Regions from separate parts of the Homo sapiens genome. Here region 1 is linked to region 2. A link is a contact called in ENCODE Hi-C or POLR2A ChIA-PET data. All regions are on one chromosome and are shown on one strand. The core of a region is the stretch at or near the end of the contact, and the rest is flanking DNA. Distances in the headings are between cores, read along the strand shown.

The links. Hi-C counts contacts between places; a loop is a spot of excess contacts on that map. ChIA-PET counts read pairs that join two places held with the same protein, here RNA polymerase II (POLR2A). Pooled maps may share reads with other maps.
Region 1: a loop to region 2 is called in a map of OCI-LY7, with 11 times the contacts of the local background. The contact joins two enhancer-like sites. A Hi-C loop is called at or near these places in 1 of 168 maps with a recorded cell type or tissue (OCI-LY7), 3 of 37 single-sample maps with no recorded cell type and 6 of 50 pooled maps. POLR2A ChIA-PET finds 5 or more read pairs at or near these places in 1 of 52 experiments (B cell).

What each region holds. Positions count from the first base shown.
Region 1 is chr2:111,153,191-111,160,038 of GRCh38, reverse strand. The region is part of intron 3 of BCL2L11 (BCL2 like 11); the gene reads right to left. Among named protein-coding and RNA genes, the nearest start is that of BCL2L11, 36 kb to the right of the region's middle. Within about 2 kb of position 2,043, at least 3 of the 41 ENCODE cell types and tissues checked have a DNase peak (open chromatin) inside an H3K27ac peak, as active enhancers do; they include OCI-LY7, where a contact is called at or near this core.
Region 2 is chr2:111,703,158-111,710,218 of GRCh38, reverse strand. No RefSeq gene overlaps it. Among named protein-coding and RNA genes, the nearest start is that of MIR4771-2, 64 kb to the left of the region's middle. RefSeq lists enhancers at 3,400-4,183, 4,184-4,969 and a silencer at 4,053-4,347. Within about 2 kb of position 4,423, at least 7 of the 41 ENCODE cell types and tissues checked have a DNase peak (open chromatin) inside an H3K27ac peak, as active enhancers do; they include OCI-LY7, where a contact is called at or near this core.

The DNA of each region.
Region 1 (6,848 bases), core at 794-3,293, 550 kb after region 2:
GCCAAGTTGCAGGATTGCTCCCCCACAGACTGTGCCCTCTAAGTGTAAAGGCATAGGATTATGTGTCTACAAGTTCCTCAGCATAGACTTAAGCAGTCTTTCTCTGAAGATATGAACAATGCCCTTTGAGACGGTGTCGAGCATTCAACAGGGAATTCCTAAATAGTTCTTCACATGTCCCCATGACACCAGATGGCACAAGCTCATCTGGGTGGCAACCTGGGAGGAGCTGTACCACAGGAATGCCCTAGCGTGGGGTTCCTGCTGCCTTGCCAGGGGCTGGAGCTGCCACTGCAGCGAGGAACATTAAGTGCAGGGCAGAAGCATCTTCAATTTACACTTGGGACGACCAATTAAGTGTCAGGGAATTTAATGACATTCTAATGCCAAAATAATCACAGAACACCACTCTCTTGCTCAGTCCAGGGAAGCAGATGCTTGGAAAACAATAGAGGCCCTGGCCCCAGGGAACTGGTCAGGTTGAACAGCAGACAACTATAGAATGCAGCTTTGGATTCAGCTTCACTCTCCAACAGTGAGAGGAGTCGAACCTTTGAAAAGCTGCCTAGGGCACTCCAGGCCTTTGGACTTTGTGTGCCCAAGCTTGGGGATGGAAGAATTGCCATGGCCACCACTAAATGAAATAACCTAGCCCATGCTTTTCAGTCCCCACAACAACCCTGAGTGCCAGGGTAGCATTCCCTATGCTGTTTTGCAGCCAGTGACTACAGAGGTCAAGCAAGTGACTCAAAGTGCAGCTGAAGACAGTGGCAGGACAGGATGGGTACTCTTGGCCCACATGAAGATGGAATGCCAGAAGCAGGAAAGAAGTTAAACGAGGGCTTTCAGGCCAGCACCTTCCCTCCTCGCACACCCTGTGCCTGTGCCTGTGCCTCTGCTGGGAAGGGCCCGTTGCTCCTCAGACCTGAAAGGGGCCTTGTTTCAGGCTGAGCTGAGGCCACAGAGGTTCTGGAGTGCGAATTGAGAATCACTAAGTGATTCCTACAATGCAGCTCAGAATACAGCCCACTCATCCATGCTCCAAAGGCAGGGCTGACACCCACTGGGCCCAAGGACTCGGTAAGTACAACACAGACCTAGACATAGCATGGCTCAAAGGGGACTTAAATTAAGAAAGCGCAAATGTGTGTAACACAATTTAAAAAAAAAGGTTGAGATCAGACATGACATCAAGGAGTTATCCTGGGAACCAGGGGTGAGATGTGCTGTAAGAGAGCCACAGTTTAGTTAAGAGTTTCCTGGCAGTCAGAGCAACGAGGGAAAAACGACAATTTCATTGTCATATCAAAGCAAGCTCAATTCCTAATTCTAAGAGGCATTCAAAAACAAGGTATACCTATAGAACTCTGAGATGCAGAGGAATTTAACTTACTCAAAAACTTGTTTCTTACAGAATTTCAACAGTAAATGTATAGGATGTCCTGAAACTTATTTTTTATATATATTTAAGTGTTTATATATATACTATAAATTATTATACATTATATATAATAGGAGGCTGAATTTTGGACTGTGAGACCAGGAAGGACAGAGGGAATCTCTGCTCCAGGCTCAGGCAACTGAGGAAGCAGTCTCTCTGGTTGGTGTCTGATCCCCACAGGCTGCAGAAGAGAGGGCCTGGGATGGACATCCAGGAGCCTGAGAATACCCAGGGGCTGTCACGGCATCTTTAGGGACACTGAGGTGGCAGGGTGGGACATGGAACTAGGAGTCACCCCCCTGATTCTGTTAGAACTACCACTCCACGACTCGTTCATAACCCAGCAGTCTAAACAGCATTTTAACTGGCAACTAAGTGACACAGAAGTCAGAGAGAAAAAGGCCCAGCACACAGTTGAGCATGATGTGGAGCTCTTCAGGAAGATCTGGTCTCTCTCCACTTTCAGACCAACAACCACAGTCAAACGGCAGCTGAGCTGGTATTTCAGCACTGGTTCCATATGCATGCTGTTTTCAGGTGTCAGAGGAGATTGCTACAATACTGCCCAACACCAAATCCACTTTCTATTCATCACCAAGGCAACATGGATATTTGCATAGCTTGTGCCTGCTGCACTTTGATGTCACCACAGCTGGGGAAAGGGCACTAGGAAGTTCCCTCCCAGATGCATGGTACCTTCACCCCAAACCAGGAGAGCACTCTCCCCTAGCGTTGCAAAGCTATGGGTGCTGCAGCTGATCTGCTATGGTGACAATGTGGTCTTCAGAAGTCAGATAAAAACTACATTTGCATAAACCAAACTTTTATCCTATTTTTGACACACTATTTCAAAGAAATTATGATAGTTAAGGCTTATTGTGACACAAATCTCTTCTCCAGTGAATGTCCAGGTGAGGCTGTGCACTGAGGCTCTTCAGGCAGCACAGCACAGCCCTCCACTTGGTAGGTCTCTAGCCTGTCAGACTCCAGACCTGGTGCTGGCTAAACTGGGGAACAACTCCCACCTGCCACTTCTGAAATCGTCACTGTTCTATGGCCAACCACAGAGAAGAGACAGATTGTTCTGACATCTGTGTGAGGCACCAGTAGTTGGAATATTAGATTCAGAGAAGAAACACACTGTTCCAAAATGTTTCAGCCTCAGAAAAAAGCTAAGTGAGACGTAACATAGTTTAACCACAACTAAAACCTCTCCACTTTGTTTCAGGTGGTAGAAGTCTAGTGAAGGATGATATGAGAAGCTTATTATTTTTGAACGTCTGCAGCAGGGCCAAGCCTTAGTTTGTGTGCATCTTCATTTCCTCCTCAAGAGATTTAAAAAAAACCCCAGTTAGACCTCCTGAAGTCCCCTTCCAGGCACCTGCATCTCCTTCCTCATGGTTATGTGTTAATGGCCTTGATCCAGAGCTGCAAGGCAGCCCTGCAGGTGTAGGCACCTGCCAAACAGATGAGCACTCACACGTGGTGCAAACAAGCACAAGTCCTTTAGCCCGATGCCCATCCAGCCATTTAAACACACACCAGTGCCTCAGCCTCATCTCATATTTGCCTACACCCAGACACAGCATGTGCAGTAGGGTCAAACACACAACTTGTTTAAAAAGCAGTTCCAGAGTATTTAAAAGATAGACAGGTGAACAGAGTTCCTGGCATCTCCCTTTCTAAACGCCGAAGACCCATTGAAAAATGTTTCAATTACAGTTCAAAGTGAGAGGAAACAGAATTACGATAACAGATGATAATAAGAATTTTCTAGCTCCATCTCTAAATGTTCTTACTTAATCTCCACTACATGCCTAAGGGATAGACCAGACAATTGGCCTCCTAAAGGTTAAGGGTAGAGTCAGGGCTCTAGGTCTGACCCCAAAGTCCCCACACTTCTCTGTGAGTCGTGTTTTCCTACGAGATCACACTCTGGCTTCAACGAGTAACAGAACGCGCTTGTTTGGAAAACCAGCAATCCATAGTCCACATAATCCCAGCCACATGTTCTCCCAAAAGTCTGAGGGGAAGAACCAAGGAGCTCATCACCTCTGGCCATTGTACTTCTGGGACGGAAACGGGGTAGTCTAAGACAGGAAAGAAAGGCTCCTAAACCCAAACACTGAGCTGCCTCCTCCAGCTTTAAGGAAAACTCTTGCTGAACCTGAATGAAAACCGTGCCACTGATCAATGGCAGGTACCAATTTATCTAAGCTCCTCATGACTGCTTTTGTTATGAAAACTGACATTCTATCAACTCATGTGAGTGAAGTGTGGGGCAACCTATCATTGCATGAGTTAGGTCTAATTTGAATTTAATATCTGATGTGCAGATTTCCACGACTCTTTTCACAGCCAGTAACAGAAAGCAACTTCTTTTACTAAACTCCAACATTCAATTAATGAAGACCTCCAAAGTACGCTGAGAACACACGTTTGGGTTTGTGTTCAGTTTGTGCAATTACCAAGCAGGCTAAACTTTAGTCCTTGCCTTTGTACATTATTCACAGAAGAGTGACTACCATTTATAAAAACAAGAATGAGATAGCACTGGGGATTTCACTTCTCAAGAAGGAGAGCATATAAGTATTTCAAATTCATACAGAGCACAGGAAAATGCTAATGTAATGACACGTTAAATTCTTTCCATCAAAATCAGTCTGCAAGTCACCTTCTCAACTCTACTTTGTCTCATTCAGGGCTAGATTTTGGTCTACATGCACTTCAATCAATTCCTGTCTGCACATGCCCTGGACAGAGTAGGAAGTAGGCAGTGTAAACAAAAGATCACTGTTTCTTGTGATCAAACAATGAAAGGGTTTTTATTCACTGCTGGCCTCATCTGGAGAGCAGCTTCATGTGCTGCTGTCCACTGCAGCCCACCACCAGGACATGCCCAGGTCACAGTTAGCCAAGAGCAGTGTTCCTGCACATGGAGTGACTTGAGCTGGACAACCTGACTGTGAAGAACCTAGAAGCCACAGAAGGTAAACAACTCCAGCTTCAGTATTAGGGGTTATGGAGGGGAAAGAGGGAGGCATGTTGGTTGCAGAATGGGTCCAGTTATTCCAAGAGTAAGCATTTTTACATTCTAAGGGCTTCTGACTGCAGCCCCAGCCCATGGTCAAGACTCCCACCCAAGTAGACACTATCCTTCCAGTACCTCCGGCCCACATCTACAGAGGGTCGCAATCTACACTTGCTGGCACTGCGTCCAGCAGATGAACCGGTACATGCGCTCACACAGTTTGGGTGATGAAAGAAACTGGCAACCGCTACTGAAGAACAGTCTGGCTGTCTTGGGCTGACACACTCACCAGGAAGAGAAGGTGCAGGCTGCAGAAATACAAACACTGCACCACTCAGGTAAAGGCAAGCTGCTCACTTTCTCACAAATTCCAAAATATTTAGTTTCTCAGAGAACTTCTCTTCCCTCCATGCCTACTAACATCCTTACGCTACCTAGCCTTTACCAATAGCCTCCCTACTCGCCACTAAGGAGTCTCACAAGCTTGGAGTCTTTTAAGAGTGCCCTGCACAGCAGACCTGCATAGGAAGAGCTGTGAGGGTCAGTAGCCCTCTGGCCAAAGTTCATTCCGCAACAAATGACTTTTAAGAGCTCCGTGACCTTCACAGCCCCTGGGCTTTGTCCCACAACTGGTTCTCCCTGTGCCTGCACTACTGGTGCCTCCCGCCAAATCATTAAGAATCTGAGCATCAAAATAAATATTGACAGTAACGCATTGCAGCCCATTGAATAAAACAGGAATCTATGAATCCAAGTTGTTATACTAAATAACTATATAAGAGAGAAAGGAAAGCTCTTTGTCCTTTATAATCTCTGTCCTATTACAAATGGAAAAGTACTAACTTCACAGTGGAAGACTGTGGAAGATCTTTGATCCAAGATCCACCTTGGATCAAAGTGAACCTCATCAGTAACAGGACAAATGGACATCATGTGCTTCCTGCTGTGCCACACTGACACATCACCTCTGGAGTGCTCCCATCAGAAATGCAAAACCTGAGTCTCATCATGCAGAAATATCAGATAAATCAAACTCAGGGAGTCTGCAAATTACAACTGCCCTGATCCTTCAAAAATGTCACTGTCATAAAAGACAAAGACAGAGGAACGGTTCCAAATTAACGGAACCAGAGGTAAAACACGTGAATTCAATGCATTATCCTACATTGGCTCTTAGGCCAGAAAATACATTTTTTCTTTTTTTTTTTTTTTTCTGAGAAGGGCATTGTTGGGACAAGTGGTAAAATCTGAATAAGGTCCATAGATCAGATAATAGTTTTGTAACACTATTTGTGAATTTTGATAATTACACTGTGGTTACATAAGGGATTACTCCTATTTTTGGGAAATATACACTGAAGTATTTTTAGTGTAGGAAAAGCAGTATCATGTCTGTAGTTTTTTCTGAAATAAATTGTACATGTGTGCAAAGAGGGAAAACATGAAAACAAGTGGGGCAGATATAAAAGGGTGGTTCTTTGTGTCATTCTTGCAACATTTTTGTAAGTCTGAAATTATTTCCAAATGAAGTTACCAAAATCCACTGGAGTAGTAAAACTCCGACTGAATAGAGGGGCCAGGCCGTTCAGCCCGGCAGGTTCACCTGGGAATGACACTGCATCGGGAGAGAAGAGGGGACATGCACTGGGACTTTGCGCTCACCTGTGCCTCTCTCACCTCCTCCTTCAAGGATTCAGCCTCCACAGCTCCGTCTCAAACGCTTCCCCACTGCCCTTAAGTGGACTGAATACATGACAACTACACGACAACTTCCTCTATTTCTCTAACTGGAAAAACGGGAAAATATCCTGTCAGGCTTTGCAAGGCTCGTGGCAATAAAAGACTAACACTTTAGACAAGGCATTGTAATAGCATTAAGCAAATAAAGACACTCAACATTTAAAAGGTTAATATCCATCCTAAAGCAGCACAGTGAGATACACTCGCTTGCCAAGAGAGGATAATTCCCTTGTGAAGACAGCAGGTAATTTGAATTCATTATTTCCCAAAACGGCCTCCCATTACCTTCCCAGATTTCTGCCCCCAATATTTAACAATGGACCATTAAGTGTGATTCCAGACAATGGACTGTTTTTAATCTAACAAGTATCAAGACGGGTGTCTGTGGCTTTGAAGATCACGGTGTCACTATCCACAGCATCATCCAGTGTTTTGAACTATTTTTTTTTTTAGATGGAGTTTCGCTCTTGTGGAGGCTAGAGTGCAATGGTGCAATCTCAGTTCACTGCAACCTGCGCCTTCCAGGTTCAAGCAATTCTCCTGCCTCAGCCTCCCGAGTAGCTGGGATTACAGGCACCCACCACCACACCCAGCTAATTTTTTGTACTTTTAGTAGAGACGGGGCTTCACCATCTT
Region 2 (7,061 bases), core at 3,174-5,673:
TCCAGAAGCTCAGGAGTGAGGGTGCAGAACACCCTTCCTGGGGGCTTCTGTATCAGCAACAGGGGCTTTCTTGCACTGCTTTGTCAGGATATTTGGGGCATGCGTAAGTCTAAGGCCAAATTCCTTGGCCTGCATTGGAGAAGCAATTTCCTTATCTAAACACGTGAAGGGCAAGTGGAAGAAGCCAGGTGGGGGGGCTCTAGGGGCATGCAGATGATTATGTAGAGTCAAAATAGAGTCAAAAGCACCCATGTAAGGGACATGTTGGCAGTGCTGCTGGGCTTCTTACTAGAGAGCACACTCTTTGCTGCTCCATCAGGGACATGCTGTCCAGTCTCTGGCCCCCTCTGCTGCAGCCATGGGGCTTCAGAAGCCTCAACCAGTGTTCCAGGTGGTCAGAGATGTCCTGTGAGATGGAAGCTGTTGCTTTCTTCAAGCTCCACACCGGGAGGATGAACTGTCAGTAACTTTATGTATCCTGTGGCTTATACCTGACACTTTTTCTTTGTTTTAAATCTCTCAGTGTAAACAGAGTAATTATATAACCCTTTCCTGCAACCCATTTATTACAGTGTTTAAAAAAATAATCTCAAAAGACGCTGTCCTAAGTCAGGTGTGCTGAGACATTTTGTTTTGAGTTTCCAGAATTACTGCAATCCTTTGTTGTTCGCCCTTGGTCCCTGCCCCATTTTGCTCTTGGGAACAGGAACCAGAGGCTGGCACTGGGCACCAGGCTCAGCTCTGCAAGAGCAAAGCCAGACCAGGACAAGAGCTGTTGATTTTTACAGCCATGTTTAACTAAAATTCCACATAGAACATTTTCTAAAAACGCAAACTTTGAACCATTTATTATGGAACATTTTTTTCTTATAATTTTTGGTAGAAATTTCTTTTCAGTAGCTTTTTAAAATTATAAAGTCAACATATAGAAAATAATAGAGGGGCAAAGAGAAGATAAAAATGAAACATAATCTCACCATCCAGAGATACCCACTTTTGACATTTTGTTGTATTTCTTCCCAGTTCTCTGTATATACACATATATGTGTAATTTTATTGTTGTTTTGGAATTCGTTGTGTATAAATTTTGTACTATAGCTTTCCACTTTGCATCATATAACTATGTTTCTGCATCATTAAATAGTCTTGAAAAACACCATCTTGAAGTTGCTACAATAGATTCCATCTTATAGCAGTGCCATAATTATTTAACTGTTCCCATATTGTGGGACAGATGCACTGTTGCCAGTTTTTTTACAACTATATATAAAGCTTCAATGAACATCTTTAAAAAGAAGTCCAAGTTTCTGACTCCTTCCTTCCCATGGTTTGCCAGAAGGGTTATTGCCAGGTGGAGGGATATAAATTCCTTTATTATAAAGGCCTGAAACCCAGATTGCCAAATTGTTTTCCAGAATAGTTCTTCCAAAGACACATGCCTGAGGCTGCCAGCAACTGCCAGCAACCTCAGCTGGGGGCTGTGGAGGTGAGAGGAGGCCATTTATTCATTGCACATTCTTTCTGTGATTTATGAGATGAAGAGAGAGGTTGAGATTTGACTTGTTGCTTACAGAGCCGTAGGCCACAACGGAGGAAGGGAATGAATGAGTGTTGAGAATGCACCTGTGTCAGATCTGATGGGAACCATAATGACCCAATGCCTATCACCCAAGCTGTGGTGAGCAGTAACATCCAGCAGGTGTGTGGACTCCTGAATTCCTGACGTTTCTTCTGACTTTTCTCTGTACCCAGTTAACAGCCAGCAGGTTCCAAGCGTGCTCAGGTCAGGCTGGACTCTCTCTCTGAAGAACATCAAAATTGTCACTTTACACGTAATTGTAAGTACACAGACTCTGGGAAGGCAGTCCTTAGGGTGTCCTGAGAGGAAGTATTGGCTTTCTGCAGTAATGTTTCTCTTTTGTTCGGGTTCAGAGGCTACTTTTCTTGCTAACTGCTGAGTTCTGAGCTCCTGGGTGAAGTAGATTCTGAGTGCCAGTGAAGCAGAACATAATGATCCTCAAATTTAGGTTTATTTCTTTAAATAACCATAAAAAAGATTTGTAGAAAGGTCTTAGCTAAAAACACGATGCCTGGAGCCAGCCATACGCTCAGCCAATGTTCGTGATGCTGAAATGAAATGAAGTGACGAATGTCACCCCAGGAGGTGTCCAAAGAGCACCCTCCAGGGGTCAAAACCTCTACCAGGCATCCATTGCCACCTCTTCCCAAGACAGCTGAGGGCCCAGGACCAGGGCAGAAGGTCAAGCATTAGACGCTCCAGGTGCCTTGTCCCCCAGGCTGGCATCTGCCCGGTGCCAGGTGCCAGTAGAAATGTGAGAAACAGTGTCCTGCTGCAGGTGTGTGACACCACAGAGCCATGGGCTGTCGTGGCTGATGTCCGTGGGGTTGAATCTGGGCTTCGGTGGCTCTGCAGACATTACTTAATCTCACTCATCATCACATCCTTCATCTATAAAATGGGCTTACAGGCTGTCCACCTTTTGAGTGGTTGGAATCACTGATGGAAAAGTTGATATTGGAAGTGTACTGAAAAACTTAGGAGGGCTGGGCACGGTGGGTCACGCCTGTCATCCCAGCACTTTATGAGGCTGAGGTGGGTGGATCACTTGAGGCCAGGAGTTCAAGACCAGCCTGGCCAACATGGTGAAACCCTGTCTCTACTAAAATACAAAAATTAGCTGTGCATGGTGGCACACGCCTGTAATCCCAGCTACTTGGGAGGCTGAGGCAGGAGAATCGCTTGAACCCAGGAGGTGGAGGTTGTAGTGAGCCGAGACTGTGCCACTGCATTCCAGCCTGGGTGACAGAGCAAGATTCGGTCTAAAAAAAAAAAGAAAAGCTTGGGAGTTGCTAAATGAATGTTACCTTCCATGTGCCTCGTCCCACAGATTGAGCAATCCAGGAGCAGAGGCAGTGACCTAGAATCACTAGGGGTGATTATCATAAGAGATTTTCAGTATGTATGGGGGCCTTTGGGGGAGATATTTTCCCTCGAACTGAGGGAGGTCTTCTTGCGTCTTCAGGTGGTGCTTGTCCCACGGGCAGGATGCACAGTGGCTCCTACACATGGGGTTTGGCAACCCTGTCCCTCCTCACCTTGGTGCCCCAGCAGTCCCTTCATATTTCTGTCCTTCGCATCTTCTCTGAATTCCTGAATTCCTAGCTGCTGCCTTGGCAGCATGGCCTGAACACTGTGCCCACTGGCGGTCGTTTAGAGGGCAGAGGTGTTCCCTGGGCTCATAGGGAGCCCAGCCGGGCACAGGGCACAGCACTTGCAGGTGGATGGAGGCTCAGGAGGCACAAGGGTATTGCGGGCAGATGAAGTGGGGCTGTCCCCTCGCCTGCCCTTGCTGAGAAGGAGACTCTGGTGGGGTCAGAGGGTCCCAGTCCCTGGCAAGGCAGCCTAGTGGGTACCATTTGGGAACAGGCAACTCATAGCCTACTGCCGCTTGTGCATGGTTCAGCCTATAGAAGGCAGCCTTGGCTTGCAGCCCAGTCCCAGTTCCTTCCAGGTGGGACCACAAGACCTGAGCTATGTGACACAGAGCATGACAACTTTCACGTGGGCCACCTCTTCTAGAATGGCTATGAGGCCTGACAGGTCCCTGCGCCCCCTTGGACAGCTAGACTTGTGACAGTAAGTGATCAAACAGGGACAGGGCCTGGTGTGTGGCCGTCCCTCTGCCCATAGGAGGTTACCAGGTCTAGGCTGAGCTGGAGCTCCATAGCACTGGTTTCTAGAATAGTGCAGATGCTGGGCCTATCCTGGAGGCTACACTTAAAATAAAAAAAGAACAAAAAAATCTTTATTAGGGTGTAACTCTTCACAGTTATTCCTAGTGCATAGGGGAGCAACTGTTCATGATGTTTTCTGGAGGCTTCTTAAAGGAAACCTCTCACCCTCTCTCGGGTGTGGCACTTGGCTGCTGGGAACAGACAGTTTATCTTGCAGAGAAAACTGTTTTGCAAGAGGTTTCCCACCATTATGGTCTGAGGGAGGGTCCCTGCCAGCTTTTCTTAGTCACTTGGGCTTAGAGGGAAGGTGGTTTTCGTTTTTTTTTCTCTGTTCTTTTTTTCTGAAGGCAAGAGCCATCTGGGGGCAGGGCACACATGGGTAATTACCCTGACTTGGAGAGACAAAAGGACTGCTGATCAGCAGTTCTCAGGGCAGCTGCAGGTGGCTGATGCTTTTGGTGGAATATCACAAAGTACCCAGGCTGGGGGTGAGTCAGAAATCCTTAGGTCACTTGTGGTTTTCTTTCATGGTTTTGCTGTGACTATTAACTTGTTTTTACTTAACAAGAAAAACAGGTGTTTGGGTGTCTGTTTGAAACAGTGCTGCCCTGCTGTTAGCAACTCACTGTAGTCACGAGGCTGCCCTGGCTTGGCGACACTGAATACCTAACTGGAATAAGGAGCAAACCCTGGAAGAAGCCGGAAGCCAGTCCCGTGAGAGGGATGGGGCATCCCTGAGCACAAATACAGAACCTGGTTGTTGTGAATTTAAATCGAACTTGGAGTCAATCAGCCAATTCATTAATTTGAATTGCTTACTTACTGCGCCAGCCCCTAGCACCCTCCTGCACAGCTTTGGAGATGAACTTCCACCTTGGAATAAGCGTGTGTGCTTGGATCTTGGCTTTGCTTTTGTATGTGTAGCCAGGTGAGCCGGCAGCTCTCACCTGAGTTGTGTTGCTTTCTGGAGGGAAATAGAGGCAGTGCCTTCGTCCACATGCTGCTGTGGGTTTTCTTTCCACCTGGCCAGGCAGCCAGATGCTGCAGCTTTTTAAGTCTCATTAACGTCAACGTGTGCACTGCCCGTTACCAGTACCAAGAGACTGACAAGAACTCCTGCCTCCCCAGCTGCAGGTGCTGAAGGCTTCCCTCAAGTCCTTAGGCCTTAAAGGATGAGTTTCAGGCTTTCTGCAAAGACTATCAGAAATGGGAATCTGGCTCAAAGCAAGTCTGTGCAATTCTGCACAGGGATCAAAGGAAATGGAGGCACCAGTTTGAGTCCTGGGCCTTGGGCCTGGACATGGCTGGGATCTGCCAGAAAAACAGACCAGGAACTCTTTTTTTTCTCTTTTTTTTGAGACAGTTTCTTGCTCTTGTCACCCAGGCTGGAGTGCAGCGGCACGAACGCAGCAACTTACCGCCGCATTGACTTCCTGGGCTCAAGCGATTCTCCCACCTCAGCCTCCCAAGTAGCTGAAACGACAGGCATGTGCCGGCTAATTTTTCAGTTTTTTGTAGAGATGGGGTCACACTATGTTGCCCAGGCTGATCTCTGACTCCTTGGCTCAAGTGATCCTCCTGCCTTGGCCTCCCAAAGTGCTGGGATTACAGACATGAGCCACCACGCCCAGCCTGCTCTTTTTTTTTTTTTTTTTTAATTTCTTTAAAAAAATTTTTAAAAAGAAAATTGGGTGGAGAAAAACAAAGTGTTTTTTAAAAGAAAAAACAAAAACAGGAGTGGGGCTGTATTCTGCAGCTTGGAGCACAGGTGACTGTAATGCCGAATAGTGATTGCTCAGGGCATAGCCTTCCCCATCCCCTTTCACCAAACCAGACCCCAAGGCTGTGGGAATTCCTGGAAATCATGGGGTACTTGTGCTCTGTCCTGTATGGCCGAGAGCTCCAAAGATTTGCTGCCTTGCTGTGCCACTGCGGCTGGCAGGGAAGAACCAGAGCAGCCGGTGAGTCAGACACTCGGGGTGATTGTTGCTGAAGTCATTTCTGAGGGAGGTGGTCAGCACCTCACTGCAACCAACTGCTCTCCAGGAGGCACCAGTTGCAAAGGTGGGCGAGTGCAGTCGCTGCAGGCAGACTTTGCTCTGTATCTTGCTGTGTCCCCAGTACTGTGGACATGCCCAGATCCCAGCAGACAGTTCATCTGTTGGATTAATCTGTTTTATTCTTTTTGAAGAAGAGGCAGTCCAGGGTGGAAAGCCTGAGAGTGCATCACCCGTCACTTCAGGAGACATCCTCACCTCCGATTCCTTATGTATATCAGATAGGGTGTTCGTGGGCCCTTCCCTGGGCCTCCCTGAGGTGTGAATTGCCTGTGTGAAGGGAAGTTGAAGCTGGTGCCTTGTAGGTCCCCTAACAGTGGCTGCAGGTGAGCCCTGAGCCATCTGGGCAAAGCCAGCTGTCATAAATGACCAAGCAAGTTGGCTTGTGGCTAAATTGATGTCCTCACCAGCATGTCCTCGCCAGAAGGGTGAAACTTCATCAGGACAGGCCGCACGCCAGTCGCAACTGCCCTTGAGGCAAATGAGAGACTCCTTCCATCTCTGCAATTCCCACACTTGGGGAGTGCCTGTGCTTTGCAGAGGCCCATGGTGAAGAGACAAGGGTGGCTTATTGTCTGGCTGGGGAAGCCCAGGGCTCAGGGCTCCTGGCACAGGGAAGGTGCCGGGAGCCCACAGGCTTCCAAGGGCCTGAGTGAGGATGGCTGGTGGATGTCTGCCCTGCTGGCCACGCTCACTACTCACCGAGGCAGAGTTGGCTCTGCTCAGCCTCTGAATGCCTAGGAGGCATTTGTTGTCTGTGCAGGGACAATGAGAATCCAGGATTAGAGGGGGACAAGGGTCCTAAAATCCACACAGGCCACTCCTAAGGTTTGTTGATTTGACTAGCATGAATTGAGTGCCTACCGTATACAGGAAACTGTGCCAGGTTCACAGGGATGTATCTGTGGCTGGTAGTGGATGAAATGAGGCATCGTGACAGGAGCTGCTGTCAAGCTTCCCGGAGCCTGAAGGTTCTTAGGGAAGTGGAGATGGGGATGACAGGGGCATTCAGGAACTACCAACAGAAGAGAAGCATTTACTCTTTTCTCTTTCTTTCTTTCTTTTTTTTTTTTTGAGACAGGGTCTCACTCTGTGGCCTGGGCTAGAGTGCAGTGTGGTGTGATCATAGCTCACTGCAGCCTCGGTCTCCCAGGTTCAAGCGATCCTCCCACCTCAGCCTCCCGAGTAGCTGGGACTACAGATGTGCACCACCACACCCGGTGAATTTTTGTATTTTTTTGTAGAGAC